Regions from separate parts of the Homo sapiens genome. Here region 2 is linked to region 1. The links are chromatin loops, found by intact Hi-C in ENCODE. Cell type or tissue: CD4-positive, alpha-beta T cell. All regions are shown on one strand. Each heading gives the region's core, and the rest is flanking DNA. Links, peaks and the distances in the headings are about the cores only. Region 1 holds the start of LOC105377162 (a long non-coding RNA gene). Region 2 has its middle 140 kb from the start of PROK2.

The links. A loop is a pair of places that touch in the nucleus more often than their neighbours do. Peaks named below come from ENCODE experiments on the same cell type or tissue, not always from the same donor. Only the 100,000 strongest peaks of a DNase experiment are listed, where the experiment ranks them.
Region 2: it touches region 1 in a loop (3.0-fold over the local background); 2 of 110 quality-filtered maps call a loop at or near these places.

What each region holds. Positions count from the first base shown.
Region 1 is chr3:72,660,598-72,671,226 of GRCh38, forward strand. All of the region lies in intron 5 of LOC105377161 (a long non-coding RNA gene), which reads right to left. LOC105377162 (a long non-coding RNA gene) reads right to left here and starts at 3,652. Exons shown (of 2, transcript NR_135531.1): 1 at 3,333-3,652; 2 at 2,699-2,970. In CD4-positive, alpha-beta T cell, for the core only: CTCF peaks have their summits at 5,743 and 5,944; a DNase peak (open chromatin) is centred at 5,754; H3K27me3 peaks cover 286 bases.
Region 2 is chr3:71,920,233-71,930,861 of GRCh38, forward strand. No RefSeq gene overlaps it. Among named protein-coding and RNA genes, the nearest start is that of PROK2, 140 kb to the left of the region's middle. RefSeq lists enhancers at 963-1,463, 4,657-5,523, 5,524-6,391, 7,590-8,455. In CD4-positive, alpha-beta T cell, for the core only: a CTCF peak has its summit at 6,164; no DNase peak of the experiment used is centred there.

The DNA.
Region 1 (10,629 bases), core at 1,170-9,169:
CCTGTGTGAACGCTCTGAGGAAGCATCTCATTGCAAATGTATTCTCTGTGTTGGAAGACTCTGTTCCTTGCATGCGTGGGCCCAAGCTCCCTGTTCCCTTGGTGGCTGTCAGCTATGGGCCACTCTTAGCTTCCAGAAGCTTCCCATAGTCCTTACTGCAGGACTCCTTTCAACTTCAAGCCAGAAAGCCTGGGTCAAATTCTTCTCCTGCTTCCAACTTCTCACTTCCTCTTCTGCCACCAGTCAGAGAAAACTCTAGGATTAGATCAGGCCTCCTTGAATAATCTCCCCTTCTTAGGATCAAGTGTGCCATAGGACATCACCTAATCATGGGAGCAAAATCCAGCATATTCACAGGTCTGGGGATTAAGCAGGGTACACACAGTGGGGTGGGGTGAGACGGCAGAAAGTCTTGCGTGCTTCCTTAGAATTTTGCCTGCCACCCAAGGGGAGATGTAGAGGAGACATTCTCTTTCAGAAACTTCCAGGGCTGAAGGATGGGGCAGAAGGAGGAGGGGAGGAACCCATCTGGATCTCTTTAGCCTCTGGAACCTGAAGCACTCAGGAAAGAAGGCCTGGCCCTTTGAAGCTGCCCCTGCCAGGCCCCACAATGGGCCAGCCCTGCCAGCCCTCCTGCACAGGCCCTGAGGCATCTTGGCAGCAGCATCCCCGAGTCTGGCAGGTGAGTCAACATTTGGCTTCTCTCCTGGGCTTTCTTGGAAAGGGCTGTGTTCCAGATTGGCAGCTGTGCTAGCTGGAAAGGAGGCCAGAAAAGAGCCAAGTTCCGGGGGCCCTGCTGCCAGGCAGGACACCTGGACCTTCTCTCCCCTAGTTACTGAAAATGGCAGAAGGAAACCCAGGGAAGCCAGAGCAGTAGTAAAGCAGAGTGGCCAAAAAATTTCAGGCTATGGAGTCAGATGGATGACTTAGCCTCTCAATTTCCCCATCTGTAAAATGGGAATCGTCATTAGTAGCTGCAATGAAGGGGCCTGTGACAATTGAACAGCGTGCTACCTGCAAATCATTTTGCACAATGGCTGGCATATCGAAAACATGAGTAAAGCCTGCACAATGGATACTATTAACTGAAGGGGAAATGCCTGGCAAATAGAGGTGGTTCAACCAGGTGGAATTAAAAAGGAGAAAGGGATTAGGTGAAGGGGACAAAGGGATAGCCAACCCCTTTTATAAGAAACTCTCATAATAGTGGAATGTAAGTTGGTTGTTTCTCTAATGACTTATGAATATACAAAGCCCCATTGCTAAACCCCTAGGCATGATGGATTTTGATTGGGCCGCAGTGTAAATTTGGATATGATATTCCCAGGACTCCTGGGTAGTAAGATTGGATTTCTGCTACCTATAGAAATTCAAGAGGGAAGGGAGGGAAAGCAATAGAAGACTATTGTGTTGATGTGTTGTAGGCCACGTTTGGTTGCAAAGAATAGAACCGCCTAAGATAATGGGGTAGAGTAACATTTGGGGCATTTAATGGTGGGTTCACACCATACTTCTGTACTCATCAAATTTCTCTGCTGCATCCTAAAAACCTCTCTCCCCCAACTGCTATCCCCAGCCTGCTCAGCAAGAAACGAGTCAGTTACTCCGTAGGGAAATAAAGCAAGGACTGCATTTACTCCCGGGCAGCACAGTGGGAGAATGAAAATCACAGGCTCCACTAGGTTTGCTCCAAGGAGCTTGGGATTTCTTCAGTCACAACCAAATCATCTCTCTTGTCTGGCAAGGACCACCAGACCTCAATAATCATCCAGTTTGCAGTGACATGTCCCATGGCTAACACCCTCCCCCCATCATGCCCACCCCACAACAATGGGCAGGACAAAAGCCTTCTTGGACAGGTGACCAGCTGAGACCACTGAACCCACTGAGAGTAGTGAGTGGAATAAAAATAAGGTCTTATTCCTGATCAAGGTGGATAAGTTGAGATCAGTTTGAAATCCTCATTGACTGGGGCTCCAGACGTGCTTATTCAAAGTATATAGTAGGCAATCCGGTGGGCACCCAGCAACGGGAGATCAAGATAGCCAGGCCCGCCACTGCATGTCAACTCAGTCCCCTTTTCCCTTTACAGACTAGCATGCCTTCTCTCTGCCTTCCTAAGAGACAGTACACAGCATTAAAGTCACTGCCCCAACCCGGCTGTACATGATCTTTCAGGTCAAATGCCAAGCACTATCTAAGTGTAGTTATGTGTCTCTTAGTTCACACATTTGACAGACAAGTTGGTTGGCTCACAGACTGGGCCTATGGATTGGTTCCTGGTGAGGAGTTTACTTTTGATACAGTCAGTAGTGGGAGATGGGGGGATGGAGTTAGGTGGCATAGACATGACGGCTTAGACATACCTCCTCCTTCCATTAGGTGGTGAGGGACTAGACTCTCAGAGGTCGGACAGGGCCTTGGCAGGCACCCCAAATATATCCACCATAAACAACCCCCAACCCAATTCAGATTTCACAAGTTCCCTCTGAAGCATCATTACAGAGTTCTTGAAATCTAATCTATTCCAGAACATTCCCAGATGGACCAAAAAAGAACTGACACATTTTTGTATCCTCCCTTTCTCCCAGAATCAAAATTTTCAGTATTATTTTGAAACTAGCTATCCAGAAATCCCATTTTTCAGAGCAAAGTCTTTTGTGGTTAATTAAATAATTAACTCCCATTTATCTTTTCAACAAGTCTCGGTTTTCATAGAGCGGGCTTCTTTAATGTGGGGTACACCCATATGGGTGTTTCTGGGGCAACAGTGTGTCACAGAACAAGCCAATTAAGTACAGGCGAGTTAATGGCCTTGTCCAGGTTAATAGTGAAGCCAAGCGCCTGTTGCTGAGTCTTCAACTCTTCGTTAGCTCAAATCCCAGTTGTAACTTTCCACTAGGGCTGTGAGTTGTGACTTTCCTTAATCCACCAGATAGAAGCAGAGCAACAGCAGAGGCTGTAAATACTCTGTCAGGGCATGAAGAATAACAACAATAAGGCATTCATATTAGGAGAGGAGATTCATTCATCACGGTTTGTTTACCCTCTCAACAACCCAGAAGAGTTGGTGTCACTGTCTCTGGGGAAGCAGCTGGCATAAGGAAATCAAATTGCGGTGAAAAGAATGTGAGCTTTGCAGTCATATGAGCCTCATTTCAAATCCTGACCAAGGCCTTTACTTCTCTGATAAAACAAATCTGTATGGCAGCTCTGATTGGTCAGCCCCCATACCTTAACCCTAATTAAAGAGTTTGAATATCACCCCTGCTTCTCTGGTACTCAACCTTTCTTCCAAAAAAGGGGATAGGGGTGGTGATAATACTACCCACCTCATGGCATGATTGTGAAGGTTACATGAGGTCATGTGTGTGAAAGGACCCTCTCTCTAGTAGGTGCTCTTTATGCTCACTCCTTTCCTAATGTAACTGACTTTTTCCAGGTTTGGGATGATCTTCTAAGGTTTCTCAAATGATTGTCATGACTGATGAATTCAACACAAAGAGAGCTGATGAGGAAAGCCAGGCTTTCTTCACTCTCCTGAGAAAAAAATTCCCTCTTGGGTAAGACCTGCCATCAGGCTGAGATCCCATCCTTCTTTCCAGATCCTTCTTCCATGGTGGCAGAGGCTTCTTGTTGCTAATATTGGTCTTCCCCTAATTCTATAGAAACAGAATTCCTAAGTTTAAACAGAACCTTATGGCTACTGAGACAGAGAGAGACCACATTCTACATTTCCCAACATCCCTTGCAGCCAGACATGACCATGTGACTAAGTCCCCACCAATGGGATGTGAGAGGACATGAACTGTGCAATGACCAGATCTGACCCTTAAAATGATTAAGCTTCTCTTTCTCCTTTCCTATTGGCTGGAATGTGGACAAGAAGTTGGGGAGCCAGTTTTGACCCCCGTGGAGGAAGACAACACTCTGAGCAACAAGATAGAAGAAACCTAGTCCCTGGACAGCCTCATATAGCAGAAATGTCCTGAACCACCCACCAACCTCCAGATTGTTACATGAGAAAGAAACACACTTCTGTCTGGTTACCACCACTGTACTTGGGGGTCCCTTTATTACATCAATGCAGTCTACTCCTGACTAAAACATTCACTTTCCTTTATCAAAATTCATCTTCAGATCTTGTCTGGAGCAAGAACGGTCTGGAGCCAAGATCAGCCTTCAGAGTAGATTGGATTTCATCATCTCGCTGCCTGTAAGCCAGATTCAGTCCACAGACATGCTTTGGTTGGCTCCTATAGTGCATTTTTAAAAATTTGAATTCATTGTCAACATTTACATGTTGAGAAATTTCACATAAAAATCTAAAGGACTAGCTTTTCTTGAGAAAGCTGAAGGTCTGACCACCCTAGGTCCACATCTTCCTTGGTGAAATTCAGCGGATGCTACATTGTCCCTTTAGATGGAGTGAGCGTGCTTCAGCTCACCATCATCAGTGCCTATGGCAAATGCTATTGGGTCCTGGGATCTTGCCATTTGGAGGTCTGATGGCCTGACTTCCAATCCCCAAGGCCTGTAGTCTTTCGCCTGAGGACTTGCCTGCTTGGCACACACGCATTGTAGACCAGAGACACTGGAAAAATTAAAGCATCCTCAGCAACCCCAATGAATGACTGGTGGGAGCTGATGGAGAAATACCCATTTCACAGATGGGCAGCTGAAGGGCACCTTTGACGCTGGCCTCTGGAGTCTGTGTCACAGTTGCCCACAGTGGTTTAACTCACCATAACTCACACCCTTTATTGACTGGCTGCCATTTCCTGGATCACCTTCCAAATCAACTGCTTATATTCAAATCCTGCCCTCGAGGAACCTAAGTCTCAGAGCCTGCCCTAGGGAACCTTAAGTCACCAGTCCCTTTGGTTTTCCACCAAATATTAGCATTTATCATCAGCTGTGCTGTTATTTTTTTTTCTTCTGGTAGAGAAATATTTATATTTCTCATTTAAATACAGCATGTTAGCTGTATTTAATATTTATTAAAAATGAATAGAAAACGAAAAGATAGACTCAAAGGACAATGTGCTTCAGGAAAAAAAAAATAGGTGAGAGTATATCTCTTTGTGCAAGTAAAGAATATTCCTGCATATTTAACATCCAAATACTGGTCTGCTGAGTGCGCTGATGTTATCGGCCTAACCCGTGGGCATCTGTGTTTGTGATTCCTGGTGTTCAGCTCTGAAAGCTCTTGTTAAAACTCAGAAGTCATTACCCCCTGATTTTGAATGAGGTTCTGAGATTAGCGAGATGGCCATCTGGCAGCACGCTGAGAGAAAAAGTGGGAAGACACATACGTTTCAGTTGGAGGGAGGAAGGACCAAAGGAAATCTTATCACTGGGGCCAGGCCAGGGAGCTCAAGGTGGCATCAGAGGAGGGGGCCTCAAGGGAGGTGAGAGCAGAAACCTGATCTTTCTGTGATCTTGTGAAAGTCCCTTCCCCCATAGTGTCTGCAGGGCTTTGGCGGGTACACACCCTCCATTAGAGCATAGCTCTCCTTCTATTGACACAATAGAAGGTGCGTCTATTGTGCGTCTTCTAGGTGCGTCTCTCCTGGCTATGCAAGAATACCTGGAGGGCAGAAGCTATACCTTATTCTACTTTTTACACCCAATGGCTGGCAGAGAGCTCGCCACATAGTAGATGCCCAATAAAGGTTTGTCTTGAATTTTTGCTGGCCAGTGTGACCCTAGAGTGAGCCAATCAGAATTACTATGTAAGCCAGGGGGCGCTGTGGTTCAGTGTTCATTTCTCAACTGGGGCGCTGAAAAGTTTTTTTTGGCTGTATGCTGCAGTGATTAATATTGCACTAGCTGGCACCATGTCACTTAGGAGACAGTGGCATGGGATCTTCGAAAAACTAGCTATCTCTTACCTGGTTTGCAATCAGCCCATATAAGAATGGGGGCTCTGGAATCAGCCTGCCTAGGTTCAAATCCCAATTTCCTTACTTACTAGCTGTGTGCCCTTGGACAAGTCATTTAACCTCTCTGTGCCGCCATTAAAAAAATGAGAATCTAATGAGCTAGTGCATGTAAAGTATTTTGCACCATACCTGCACAGAAAAAGTGCTTAAAGCATGTTAGCTTTTTTTTTTTTTTTTTCCTGAGACAGGGTCTCACTCTGTCGCCCAGACTGGAGTGCAGTGGTGCAATCTCGGCTCACTGCAACCTCCACCTCCAATCAAGCTATTCTCCTGCCTCAGCCTCCCGAGTAGCTGGGATTACAGGCACATGCCACTACCACCTGGCTAATTTTTGTATCTTTAGTAGAGACAGGGTTTCACCATGTTGGCCAGGCTGGTCTTGAACCCCTAATCTCAAATGATCCACCCGCCTCCTAGGCCTCCCAAAGTGCTGGGATTACAGATGTGAGCCACCGTGCTCAGCCAGCATGTTAGCTATTTTGGCTTTGGTTGGAAACAACAGGATCCTGATAAAAAGAAAGCCAGAGTAGAAAAGAATCTAGAAAGATATGCACCAAAATATTAATCAATTATATGACAGTGATCATTTTTTATTGTTTCTTTTCTGCTTATTTGTGATTGCTGATTTGGTTTTCTTTACAATAAAGTTATATGACCTCTATAAGCTTACTCTAAGAGTAATAAAGAAGAGAAGGAAAGCTGGACTGCAGTGGGTTTTCTGTGCCATTCCCCACTAGCACTGCAAGGAAATTGTAGAATCTAGGCTCCCCTGAAAACGCCACACAAACCAGCTTTGCCTGTGCCTTCTGGAATTCCCACACCAAGAAGCTTCCATTCTGTCTCTGATATGGTTTAGCTGTGTCCCCACCCAAATTCGTCTTGAATCTTAGCTCCCATAATCTCCACATGTCATGGGAGGGACATGGTGGGAGGTAACTGAATCATGGGGGTGGCTTTTTCCTCTGCTGTTCTCAAGATAGTGAATAAGTCTCATGAGATGTGATGGTTTTATAAAGGGCAGTTCCCCTGCACACGCTCTCTTGCCTGTCGCCATGTAAGATGTGCCTTTGCTCTTCCTTCACTTTCCACCATGATTGTGAGGACCCCCCAGCCATGTGGAACTGTGAGTCCATTAAACCTCTTTTTCTTTATAAATTACCCAGTCTCGGGTATTTCTTCATTGCAGCATGAAAATGGACTAATATAGCCTTCACATCAACAGAGAAAGGGAACTTGAACATAAGTTTTCTGTGTTCTTGGTGGCCTGTGGGGTCCCAAGGATTCACATTGCAAGGCCATTTGGCATCCACACTCCACACAAAGCAAGTTCATCAGTTCCGTCCAATACCTTCCTCATGGCCAGCCACAGGGTAGATTCAGGCTGCTCTTGGCCCCAACACCTCTCTCTTGGGGTTCACAGTATAGTAAGGAGCTGGCACAGGCACTTCTGTTAGCAGGTAGGAGGTATGCATTCATTCATTCATTTGGTGACTATTTAATGAGACTTTTATGTGCCAGCCCCTGAATGAGGAATGGGGCTATTGCGAGGCTCTAGTGGGCTAATGCTCAGCCATCAGCTACAGGATCACATGTGGGTGGGCTTCTGCTGCCCTTCAGGTCCATGCTCTGCCCTTCTCCACCCTGCTTTGTGCCCAGAAGTCTGACTGGCGAGCGCTATGTTAACGTGCCTTCTTGCCTCTGGCATCCTGTTGGTTGGACCAGTTGAACAGCCCTGGCAGGAAAGTGGAGGGAGGGAGAAGGTTGAGGCTGGGGTACTTATCCCCCTGGTACCTTCCCTGACTTCTGCTGGACCTGTCCCTCCACCAGAAGTCACTGATCGTCTCACAGCAGCCTTCCGTATGGGACCCATCCTCCCATTTCTAGTATCTGCTCCCTCCTGCTGTCCCCTCCTGGCCTAGAAACATGGCTACTGTGGGAGACTGCACCTTCCCTACTCTTCCCCCACACCAGGCTCCTTTGTAAATCAGCCCTCCTGGAAGTATCCTTATATGAGGGGGCATTGGTCTCAGTTGGGACACTCCCCAATGGTTACTATTTACCCCCATTCTACAGATGAGGAAACTGAGGCTCAAAAAGGTACCTCACCCAAGGACACTCGGGAGGAGAGGAGGCAGCACTGGAACCCAGGAGGGCTCGATCAGTGTGATGAGCAAATTGTTCAAGGCCTGGAGGGGTCCCTTTGGGATCTGGGACTTGATCCCTCCTCAGGTGCCTTTCCTGTCTTGGTGCTCCTCCTCTTGCTTGGAAGGGACTGTGGGAAGGATGAGGGTTTGCCAGGAGAGTATCAGGGAGCAATACTGGCTCTTATGAGGGGCTCACATATTACCTGGGCTTTTCTCACCATCAGAGTAAAACCAAGTTCACAGCCAAGCTTAGGCGCCTGCCCAGGGCCAAAAGTCACAAGGTTCATCTGTCTGCTTTGGGTCCGAGGCCAGCCTAGTCTGGGAACTCTCCCTCGGGGACCTCGTGGGGCTGAGAGAGGCCAAACGTCTTCCTCCCATGGATCCCCCTCCCCACTTCGTGGGTTTAACTTTGTCCAGGTCCTCCCCACTATTCAGGAATGCAATCTGAAAAACCAATTCAAACTAGGACTCATGGTATTCACCCATTCCCCCCACACCCACACAAGTGAGTGCACATACACACAATCAATCACACGACTCTGCATTTTAAGCAAGATCCTATTGCAATGCTTAACCCAAAACAATAGTGGGATTTCAGGCACTAGGTAAGCAAGAGATTCTTCCAATCTTACCACAAACGTGTGAATGACCACTCCACCTACTCCAAACCATGGTGACTTTAAGAATGAAAGGGAGCAATGTGAATAATGAAGTCCAGACAGCTGGAGTAAAAGGGACTGTCCCAGGCAAACCATGACATGGAGTCCCTCTGCCTATGGGTGACAGGAAGTTGAAGATGACTTTTCCTTTAGTCCTAGCATTGTGGCCTAAGCCCCAAGCTAGACATTAGGCACAAAGAGCCCACATGCTCCAAAGCACAGTTTCTGATCTTTTCTTGTGCCATGAATCCTGTTGGTATCAGTGAAGCAATCGATCCCTTTTCAAACTAATGGTTTTAAATGCACAAAACAAAATACATAGGATTGCAGAGAACTCACGATACAGCTGTCAAAATATTAAACAAATTTATGGGCCGGGCGCGGTGGCTCACGCCTGTAATCCCAGCACTTTGGGAGGCTGAGGCGGGCGGATCACGAGGTCAGGAGATCGAGACCATCTGGCTAATATGGTGAAACCCTGTCTCTACCAAAAATACAAAAAAAAATTAGCCGGGCGTGGTGGCGGCGCCTGTAGTCCCAGCTACTCAGGAGGCTGAGGCAGGAGAATGGCGTGAACCCGGGAGGCGGAGCTTGAAGTGAGCCGAAATCGCGTCACTGCACTCCAGCCTGGGCGACAGCGAGACTCCGTCTCAAAAAACAACAACAAAAAAACCCAAAAAAACCCCCACAAATTTATGATATAGTAATACTCTTGTTTCTTCTTTATTAATACATTAAATAACAAGATCTAGCAATGAGTCTAATTACTACTGTAATTTTTACATAGAGATGAGTGTAAAATGTTACTTTTAAATATCTGTGACAACTGTAGTGTGATTTCTGATTGTGAAGGGTAACAAAGTCATAGGCACTACTAATACTATGGGGGGGTTGGTGTTTACATTTTGAACAGAAAGAAATGTCAGCTTTTACCTAGAGATGAACAAATATAAAAAATAAATCTTCCCATCCAAGCTTACAGACCCCAGGCAAAAACAAAAACCCCATTCCTAAAGGGAGCCACTAAGAGGCCATGAGTTCATCATCTAGGCTTGTGTGTGTGCACGCGCATGTGTAGAGATGGGGTCTCTCCATCTTGACCAGGCTGGTCTCAAACTTCTGGGCTCAAGCCAGCCTCCCACCTCAGCCTTGTAAAGCGCGGGGATTACAGGCATGAACCACTGCACCTGGCCCACCCAGGCATATTAAGAGGTGCCCAAATTGGCCCAACCACGATCACTTACTTCCCCCCCTCCAACTTTTATTAACAGACTCAGGGATGGAACAGGGTTGGTACTGCTGGTGGGAACTGCTTCTCTTTCCTCCAGTTAAGAGAGGAGAGTAGCTTGTAGAGATTGGGGGTGCTTGCAAGGGAAGCCAGGCATTTCATTCCTGGTTGGACTCCCATGAGAAACAGGATTTTCAAATCCATTCCAGAAAAAGCAGGAGAGAATTGGAGTCTGTGAGGCAGAAAAAGGTTGCAGTCAACCTATGAAATCCACCCAGGATGTTAAGGGACAAGACAGGGGAGATAGATCAATTGGAGGAAAATAATCTAATTCATCTCATCATCTTCAGAATCATCAATACATAAAGTGTGACTTGCATTACAGTTGCATCCAGGACACCACCCAAATGCAGTTATGGACCAAGGAAGTCATGGGGAGACCCATTCCCTCCTATGATCTGAGAGCACCAGCACCTTCCCTCTCAGCAGCCTGATGACCAGAGACAGAACTTACAGAACTGCCTGGTTAGACCTCGCTTTCTTTTTGGGGACTTGACAGTCCTTCTGGTAGGGGTGCCAACTGACTGGAGTCTGCCCCAAAGACAGCAGAAAGCCTTAATAATTGGATGCTTAAACAGAAGACAAAGAAATGT
Region 2 (10,629 bases), core at 1,412-9,411, 740 kb before region 1:
GATTAAATGACTTAATCTATGGAAAGTGCCTAAACCAGTAAGCACGAAGCAAGGGACACTAACTGCAGTTACTCCACCTCTCCACTGAAATAGTTAATGGATATACCCAAACACAATTTTGGATTTCCCCACCCTGCACCCCACTCCAACCTCCAGGGTCTTAGTGTCTTGTCACTCGCATGTGGGACCCGTAATAACTCCAACAGGGATGACACAAGGTTCAAGAGGCCGAAGGAGAGACCTGGAGGCAGCCAATGAGACCTAGGGTTTTACCAGTGGGAAAGCTACGTACAGCGATGGCCCAGCAACAACAGTCAAGCTGGGCAGGAAAACTGCAACTGCTTAAGGGTGCAGTTCACATAGCATCCTCACTTAGCATCCTCCCCCTAACAACCTCCACCTGGCAACCTTCATTTAACCCAAAACAAAGGCCTCCATCCACTACACGGCCATGTTCTACAGGACAGGCTGGGAGTGCAGGTGTTCCTTATAGACAAGGAATGACTCTCCCGGTCGGCCACGTGCAGAACTCCGAACACACATTCAGGTGTGTCTGCCATACAGGGTCATCCTCGGGGTATGTGTAAGTTAAATTATTGCTATCAGATGTGTCTATCAGACAGTCACCATTGTCATAACAACCACAAACTAAAAATCTCAAATAATTAGAAAGGTTCAAGAGCCATCGCTTGTGAAGAACATCTCAGGGTGGGGGTGACAGTCAGCCCTGTTCACCCATCATTGCATCCAGCAAGGGTCCTGTGCCTCTTCGGGCTCTAGTGGGATGAGGCATAAATGCTACAACTCAGTGAACCCAAACCCCTTGTTCCCCCAGACCCAGGAAATGTAAACCTCCCACCTTGCATAGTCTCCCCTATTTAGGTAGCTCAGTCCTTTGCCAGCCAGAGCTTGGATTTTCCTCCTCTAAAAGATTTGTTTTGTTAACCAATCCTCTGGGACAAGGGAAACTTGAGGTTCCATGTTACAAAGACCTGCTTGTCCTCTTCAGAGAAGGCGAGGGAGAAAAAGTTTGTTCTTCTGGGCTAAGCCTAAGGGAAAATAAGCTGGTGAATTTCTCACTTTATTTTCAGATATTCTTGCCAAGAAGGAAGGCCCAACTATTAAGGGGTCAGGAGGGAAGCAGGGTTTAGGAGGATTGATCAGGAAGGGTTTTTGGAGGGCTTGGACATTCTTGCCCTCTCTGTCGACAAAGGAAGTCGAGATCGTGTGACCAGGACAGTGAGCTGTGAGCACATTCTCTGTCTGCCAAGACATAGACACCTCCCAAGCCTTCTCTAGGAGGGCAGAGAGGAGTCTCCAAGCCTGTTAGATCCACCAGTTAAATAAATAGGACACAGTTCCTCCACAAGGACCCCTGACCGGTGAGGTTCAAGTGTCTCTGGCTGGACTGGATGTGGTTACAGCTGAGTTGACTTGTGGCCCGTGCCCTGCACGCCCCGTATCAGCCTCAGGTGGAACTCTGCAGGTGTCCACTGCAGGACCACTGCAGGAGTTTGTGCTCGGTCCACCCACCCCAGTCTCCCGCTCTGCTTTCTAGCACCTTCTTGTGGCCCTGAACCTCCAAGAGTCACCTGTCCCAACACCTTTGCACAACCTGTTCTTTCAGACTGTGATGCAACCCTGGAAGTTCCTGAATATACTAACCCACCTTCCTATGTGTATTCAGCCATTTATTGGAGACCACCAATGTGGCGGCTGCTGTGCTAAGCATTGGTGGAAAGTCATTTCTGCACACACATTTGATGCCCTCAAGATGCTCACCATCTGGAGCCCGGGCCTTCAACCTTAGCTGCACATTGCAATCACCTGGAATCATCAGGGAGAACTTCTGATACCTGAGTCTCACCCCTAGAGAGTGATTTCATTGGTCTGACATGTGGCCAGGATATGGGGAGTTTAAAAAGCTTCCAGCTGATTCTAGTGGGAAGAGCTGAGAACCACTGATGCAGAGGTCAGATACGTGAGCAGTTAGAATAGGAGGCGAAAGTGCTGAGAGGTGTCCCAGGGGACACTGCAGAGGGTCCTCCCCGAGCCCAGGTGGAGGAAGGAGGTCAGGGAGGCTTCCTAGGGGAGGTGACCGCTGGGCTGTTTCAAAGGATGAGTAGAAGTGTATTAAGTAACCCAGGATGGGGTTATTGTTGGGGAGAGAGAATGAACTGTAGAAGGAGGAAGGAAAAATGTAGGTAGTTAGGTAGGTAGGTAGGTGGGTGGAAAGTGAATTGGACACTGTGCAATATGAGAGTTCAAAGGTTCTGAGTGGTAAGATAAGGAGCTGGAGAGGTCAGTAGGGGCAAAAGCATGTAGAGCCTTGTATGACTTTAACATGAAGGCAATAGGGAGCTGTCATGCCAAACCCCTATCAACTCCAGTGGGAGTGGCACCATGTTCATGAGATGAAAGAAAAGACCCAGACCTGGGGTTTTATTAGGGGCTTAACATCCAGGGGAGAGAGTCCAGTGGTAGCAGCCTGGACAGGGGAGCTGCAACTGCTTGCAAAAGGCATGCAAGTTTATATAGCATTTTTACTTGGCACCCTTTCCCTAACACTTAAGCCAAAACAAAGGGCCTCGATCCCCTGTACACCCTGTGTTCCACAAAAAGGAATAGGGGTTTAGATGTTCCTCATAGAGAAGGAACGAATCTCTGGGTTGGCCACTCTTGGGTTCCCTAGCTCACAACACACACTCAGGTGACTCAGCCATAAAGGGTCATTCTCATGGTATGCTTGTTATTGTTCTCAGGTGCATTTACCCTAAGGGAGCCATTGAGGGATTGTAAGGTGCGGTGGTAGAGCGGGATGAGATATGGATTTTGGAGCCATCTCAGGCAGCTGTGTAGAGGATGGATTGCCTGGGTAGGAGGGGAGGGAGTGATGGGAATCTGTTAACATTAATAGATCCTCTAGCACTTGTATCCCTCTACAAATACCTCATAATAAATGGATACCATTTTACCCCGGTGTATGGTAGGCAGTCACAGTCACACCTGACAGCAATAGCAATCACTGCCTCAGAATGACCCTTTATGGCAGACTCACCTGCATGTGTGTTCAGAGTTCTTAGCATGGCCAACCTGGAGATCCGTTCCTCATCTATGAGGAACATCTGAGCCCCCGGCCTGTCCAGCAGAACACGGGCTGTGCAGGGGATTGAGGCCCTTTGTTTTGGGTTAAATGAAATTTGCGAGGTGGAGGTGTTAGGTGGAGGGTGCTAAGTGAGGGTGCTATATAAACTGCCTGCTTTTTGCAAGCAGTTGCAGTTTTCCTGCTCAGCCCACCACCACGGACCCTCCCTGTAAGGTTTCCCCTGATGAAACCCCAGATCTTGTTTATGGGCTCTGGGTCTCTTTCTTGGCCTCTGGAGCCTGGTGCCATCCCTGTTGGAGTTAGTAGGGGTCTGACATGACACCAAGGCATAGCCTGGGCCATATACAGAGGTCAGCCATTTATATGCATCATCCCTATGAGGTTGTCATCATCCCCATTTAATGGATGGACAATCCAAGTTAAAGAACTTGCCTGAGACTCACAGGGCTAGTGAGGTGACTGAGTGGACCCCAACTCAGCAAAGCCAGCACTCCTAAACTTTAAGCATTTGTCCCTTCCCACTGCAGACTGCATAGTGTCCTAAGCGCTGCTAGCATCACTCAGGGCTCAGCTAATGTTTGCATTTTAATGAGGGCCTTCTCTTACCTTAAAGCAATGACTTTTCCTAATTGATCCAGATGTCTGATGCCCCAGTGGCACAATCTAAGGATATAAAACCGACTTGCCCCCAGTAAATCATTCTGACTTGCCCAGAAAATTCAAAGGCTTTTAGGCACATGTGTTCATCAGTTCTAAACTCAAGGCAGATCACCAGGACAAGATGGAAGGACTTGAGCTAGGTTACCACATCTCCTGGTCCTAAATCACAAGGGAGAGCAGCTTATTAGAGATGCAGATGCTCCAGGCCTGTTGAATTAGGACCTCTGGGTCTGGCATCTGGGAATCCACACCGCATAAGCGCCCCCTAATAACAGCTTAGAGCAGACAGCTGCTTCAGCTCCTGTGTCTTCAGGAGTGGGGGGGTCTCCTGAAATAATTGTTCCTTCCCCTTCCTTCTGCAGATCATCTTAAAGGATCCCGTGTGCACATGATTTTTGAAGCCCAACATCTCTCTTAACCACCTGCAAATCTGCAGGTCTTGGTACACAGCCTGTTTCCCATGACTGCTCCTGTCCAGCAGATCAAGTGACACGTGCAGTCCCAGGTAGAAGCAATGGGGGAGTGCAAAGCAGATGATCAAGAAGTGAGGGGTGGGGCGAAGGTAATTTGTAGCTGACAGGTAGGTGAGCCTTTCTCCTTTAGCCAAAATGGACTACAGCTTGAGTCTGGCCTAATTTCCTTACTCAAGTGCTTAAGGGCAAAAATCTGTGTCTGCAGGGCTCAAGGTTGCTCTCGCGTGGTAATTGCATGGTGGGATGCCCTAATGAAGGGGTGATCAGCAAAGCCTCTGAGGATTGCTTAGGTTTTAGCAACCTGGTCGCAGAAGGATTTGCTTTGAAAACTAGAATAAGTTGCCTGCCTCAGCAGAAAAGACTTTTATGTAGCAAAGCTAACAAGGAAAACATTGTCTGCAACCGACCCACCAAATACCCAGCCATATGCCCCTGGTGACTTGCCTTTAAGAAATGAGATGCTTTGATCCCCAGCCAATTCCTGCTGCTCTAAACTTGAATGGAGTTTTGCTGGCCAAGCTCTTCATTCAGGATTGTAATTTAGTACAGTGAGGATGAAACAGTTCCTTAGAACTCACTGAGATACTAAAGTCTCCAGAATAAGGGCAGAGGAGTGGCCTTTGTCCTAGAGATAGGCAATGACCTGCTCAGTCCTGTCCACTTACGTGCAGATCTGCCTAGACATCTCACAGTGCCAACCTGTTGCCTCTCCAACTGGCCACAGTCCACAACTTCCTTCTTTCTGGGAAAGGCCCAAGGAGTGGTTAATGGATCTTTTTCATCTTAAACCTGAAAAAGCGAATCAAATGTTCAAAGACCAAAACGTGTAATTACAAGTTTGATCTAAGGTAAGACTCAAGCAAGAGAAACGACTCCCTGGAATAAGTATTGGGAGAGATTTCCTTGCAGAGCATTAGGGGAGGGCAGGTTCCCATGTTTGGGGTGGAATAATGACTTTTTGTTATTTTTAAGGATCTTAAAATATTTTATTAACCTCATAGTGTCAGGCCTCTGTGCCCAAGCCAAGCCATCGCATCCCCTGTGACTTGCATGTATACGCCCAGATGGCCTGAAGTAACTGAAGAATCACAAAAGAAGTGAATATGCCCTGCCCCGCCTTAACTGATGACATTCCACCACAAAAGAAGTGTAAATGGCCGGTCCTTGCCTTAACTGATGATATTCCACCACAAAAGAAGTGAAAATGGCCAGTCCTTGCTTTAAGTGATGACATTACCTTGTGAAAGTCCTTTTCCTGGCTCATCCTGGCTCAAAAGCTCCCCCACTGAGCACCTTGCGACCCCCACTCTGCCCGCCAGAGAACAACTCCCCTTTGACTGTCATTTTCCTTTATCTACCCAAATCCTATAAAACGGCCCCACCCTTATCTCCCTTCGCTGACTCCCTTTTCGGACTCAGCCCGCCTGCACCCAGGTGATTAAAAGCTTTTATTGCTCACACAAAGCCTGTTTGGTGGTCTCTTCACACAGACGCGCATGAAACATAGTGCCTGACCTCTGTCACCAAGTGAGTAGTCTGTGTTTTGATTCCCAAGCCTAATTCAAACAGGTAAACTTACTAAAATTACATTTGGTCATCACTACAGTGTTTTCTCTAACCACTTCCCAAATTCGCCCTTTTTATTAGTCATACAGTAACCTGTATAATACATAGCTTATGACTTGTCTTTTTGGTCCTATGAGTGGCCATACCTGTCCCCGAGGAAGGAAGATACATAGTTAGGTGGAATGTTTGGTTCAGTGTCCACCTGATTGTTCAGCCTATGGATAGATCGAGGCCTAAGTGTTCAAGCCACTTCCTAAATGGTCTAGGGCAGTTCCCATGGCAACACCACCTCATTGACATAACCGGGTTCTCATTTACCAGCCTACAATCCAGGTGAGCTTTCCTGCCACCAGGTGGAGACTGACTCAAATCTATAAACTGGGATATTCTCTGCATATCCAAGAGGCAGATCATTTGAGAGGGAAAAAGCACACAAAGATAGGCTAGTGATTCCCAAACATGACTGCTCAGAGGTACCAAAGGGGCACTTGAAATATACAGATGGCTGCCTGTAGATGACATTAAAATTATTGTCTTGCTGAATGTGATCATTGCATTTGTGATGCAGAGTGATTTGCTTTAGAATATTCAGGCACGAATAAAAAGAGGGTTAGTCCCCATGGAAAATAATGTCATATGCAAATTAGGTAATTAGAGAGCATTTGCTGTTTCTAAAGATGTGGGCAGGGCTTAGGGAAATCAAAAAAGGGTGAAATAAGCAACACTAGGGAAACCACAATTCTTAGACCTGAAGTGTCAAGGGGCGGGAATCGTTAAGACGCTATGGACAGATGCAGGCTGCCAGGGAAGGCTGGCTGCCTTCAGCTGTGCCCTGGGGTGGAGGGACATAGCCATTGCCAACGCCCAAGGAAGGGGGAGCCAGAGAAATGCATGGCCCAACCTTGCTCTCCTCCTAATTTCCAGTCCCTGCTGGAGACAAAAGGCAAGGGAACCTGGTGAAAACAGTTGTTGAGTTCATCCTTCCTGAGGCTCAGAGCAGGGTATAGTGGACCTGCTCTGGGGGTGGCGAATGAAGAACAGCCTGCATAGGATAGATCAAACAAATACAACAAAGCCTTGGTGACTATTGAAGCTGGCCAACGTATACTTAACGGGGCCATTGCCTTTCTTAGTATTGAGTCTATTTGTACTTTTTCATCATTAAGTTAAAAGCAATGCAGATTCCCAGGCCTGACTCCAGAACTAGCCAATCTGAATCTTTATGACATGGAGCCCAAGAATCTGGGTTTTTTAAAAAAGATCCTCAGGTTTTAGCCTCTCATCTAATCCAAGTTTTTTTTTTAACAGCAAACTCTGTAAAAAGAAAAATTGAGTCCCTGTAGAAGTGACTTGTTCGAAAATCACAGAGTCAGCGGTAGAGATTGGACAGAATGGAAGAAACCAGTCCCAGAAGAGTTCTTAGTAACAACGTCAGAGGCAGCAAGAATACTATGGCTATTATAGCCACGTTCTGAGCGCTCACTGTAAAGAGTTTAAAACAAGGCCCAGTGCATAAAACTACTCAACAAATCATAGCTGTTATTCCTACAAGTTGTTTTAAGTCTGGACAAATTTCTGAGGTCGCTATTTCCTTTTTTCTTCCGTTTCAAACAGATGAAGAAACTGAAATCTAGATAAGCTAAGCCCCTTCCTGGGTGTCACTCTAGTTACTAGGTTTTGGACACAAGCCTGTACAATTCCAAAGCCCGAGCTGTTAATGTGGTTTGTAGGAGAACACACTCTCTTCTGAAGTCTAGACTATGTTGGTAGCACCATCTTCACTTTGCTTCTCCAAGTCCCTCTTTGGGCTTGTGGGTCTGTAGTATTATTGCATCACGCATCACTTTTCCTACACAATTGGAGCAGCAGTGAGACTTTTCTAAGTTCCTCGAGGGCAGGGACTGAGCCTTCATAGAGCTAGCCAGCCTCAGCATCCTGCAGTGCCTTGCACCCAGTAAACACCTAAGGGACGTTTTTTTGTTGACTAAATGAAACAAAGTAAAGTCAACCCTTAAACATGCACAGTAGGGCCAGGCATAAAGGCTAATGCCTGTAATCCCAGCACTCTGGGGAGCTGAGGTGGGAGCATTGCTTGAGGCCAGGAGTTTGAAACCAACCTGGGCAGCAGCATAGCAAGATCCCATATCTCCAAAAAATAAAAGTATAATTAAAAAAGAATAGCAATCCACCCATTTGCCATGCTTCCATTTTGTACCTTGGTAATCAAAGCTAATAGATAGTCAAAGTCCTTGTCAGGCCTGGTAAATTATCAAAGTTCTTGTTAGGCCTCGAAACAATTTTGAAATCCTCAACTGAGGATGTCATTCAGCCACAATTTATGAGTTGGACTGGGCTTGTGAGATAAATTTTATCGTGCTGCCTCTTTGTAGCAGGCTTTTTAAAAGTTGTTACCCTTCATCCAAGAATGTTATTGTTTGTTGAAAATAAGATCACAGATCTCAGATTCAGAAGAACCTAATCCAGGCCCTATGTGTAAATGTTGGCTGAGTGCCTTTGAACAAATTTCCTACCTTCTCTGAGTTTGAAGCCCTTGGCTGTAGATTGGGAATGCCAACATCCATTCATCATGGTTCTTACAAGAATTAAAGGAGAAAGCATTTGCAACAATACCTGATACAATCCGAAGCATCATATAAATATATGTTTGTTATCAAAAACAATAATGCCACTGGCCTTATGGGAGTAGATGCTAGTTATTCTCTGTGATACTAACTTTATAAATGTAGTGGTGGCATCCTGGGTAGCCCTAAGTCTTTCTTATTAACCTCTTGTTGATTTATCATCCATAAAGGTAGGAAAATGTTCTCTGAGCCTATTTATTTTATACTTTCTATGATCCATTTGCCCCGTCCGGGAGGGAGGTGGGGGGATCAGCCCCCCGCCCGGCCAGCCGCCCGGTCCGGGAGGTGAGGGGCGCCTCTGCCCGGCCGCACCTACTGGGAAGTGAGGAGCCCCTCTGCCCGGCCACCACCCCGTCTGGGAGGTGTACCCAACAGCTCATTGAGAACAGGCCATGATGACAATGGCGTTTTTGTGGAATAGAAAGGGGGGAAAGGCGGGGAAAGGATTGAGAAATCGGATGGTTGCCATGTCTGTGTAGAAAGAGGTAGACACGGGAGACTTTTCATTTTGTTCTGTACTAAGAAAAATTCTTCTGCCTTGTGATCCTGTTGATCGGTGACCCTACCCGCAACCCTGTGCTCTCTGAAACATGTGCTGTGTCCACTCAGGGTTAAATGGATTAAGGGTGGTGCAAGATGTGCTTTGTTAAACAGATGCTTGAAGGCAGCATGCTCCTTAAGAGTCATCACCACTCCCTAATCTCAAGTACCCAGGGACACAAACACTGCGGAAGGCCGCAGGGTCCTCTGCATAGGAAAACCAGAGACCTTTGTTCACTTGTTTATCTGCTGACCCTCCCTCCACTATTGTCCTATGACCCTGCCAAATCCCCCTCTGTGAGAAACACCCAAGAATGATTAAAAAAAAAAAAAAAAAAAAAAAGAAATATGAGGTCCATAAGTTTACTGTCTTTTGCATGAAGTAGATTCTCCTTTTATCTGCTAAAACAATCCCCTAGTTAGAGCAAATTCTCCTGCTGTTTCAGAACTTCTTGCTTATATATGGTAACTACAATCCTTTATCTAAAACTCTTGGCCAGGCTGGGCACAGTGGCTCACACCTGTAATCCCAGCACTTTGGGAGGCTGGGACGGGCGGATCACCTGAGGTCAGGGGTTCGAGACCAGGCTGGCCAACATGGTGAAACCTTCTCTCTACTAAAAATACAAAAATGAGCCGGGTGTGGTGGCGGGCACCTGTAGTCCCAGCTTCTCAGTAGGCTGAGGCAGGAGAATTGCTTGAACCCGGGAGGCGGAGGTTGCAGCGAGCCGAGATTTCGCCACTGCACTCTAGCCCGGGCAACAGAGTGAGAGTTCATCTCAAAAAACAAACAAACAAACAAACAAACAAACAAAAACACTCGGGCCAGATGTGTTATGAAATTTAGGATTTTTTGAATGTTAGAAAGGCAATACTCTATGTATGCCATTTATTATTTAACACCGATCATTGAACTCATTAATCCTTCTACACAGGAAAACATTAATATTCACATTAAGTGGACTAAATAGATTAAGTTACATTATGCCAGACAGAGTCGGGATGAATGAGTTTAGTTTAGGCTCAGGTTTGGTCATCAAATGAATCACCAAAAAAAAAAAAAAATTTGTTTTCAGAGCTTTCTGGATTTCAGAATTTCAGATAAGGGAATGTAGGTCTCGGCTTCTGTATTTCACAGGGAGGAGTAGTCCGAGTAGGTGTCTGCCAACAAGGATAAAATTAGCCAGGATCCCAACAGGCAGAAGTTCAAGTGCACAAAAAGCAACCTCCTCTTTTCAGTAACTATGCATTCCTTCCTCCTCTGCATTCCTGCATGCTGCTGCCAGTGCTGATGTGCTAGAACATAGCTTGCATCATGTCACTCCCTGACTCAACACCCTTCCATGGCTCGCTAACATTCAGCCCCTTAGCCTGACACACAAGACCTTTAGTGATCTAACCTCTGACTGACTGACTTTAAGTCTCATCTCTTGGTCTTCCTCCAGAAATCACCTGTAATTGGCAGATCCTCGACACTGGACACTTGCAGCGCTTGGGCCAGCTCTGCCTGGCATGTTCTTGTCCTCCCCTTCATCTTGCTGAAATTGCATTCAACTACCAACAGGTGGCTCTGAGGTTAACCCTTTGCTGACACCCACACTTCCCTGCACACAGCTGGGCATATGGTTCTGTGAGCTCTAAT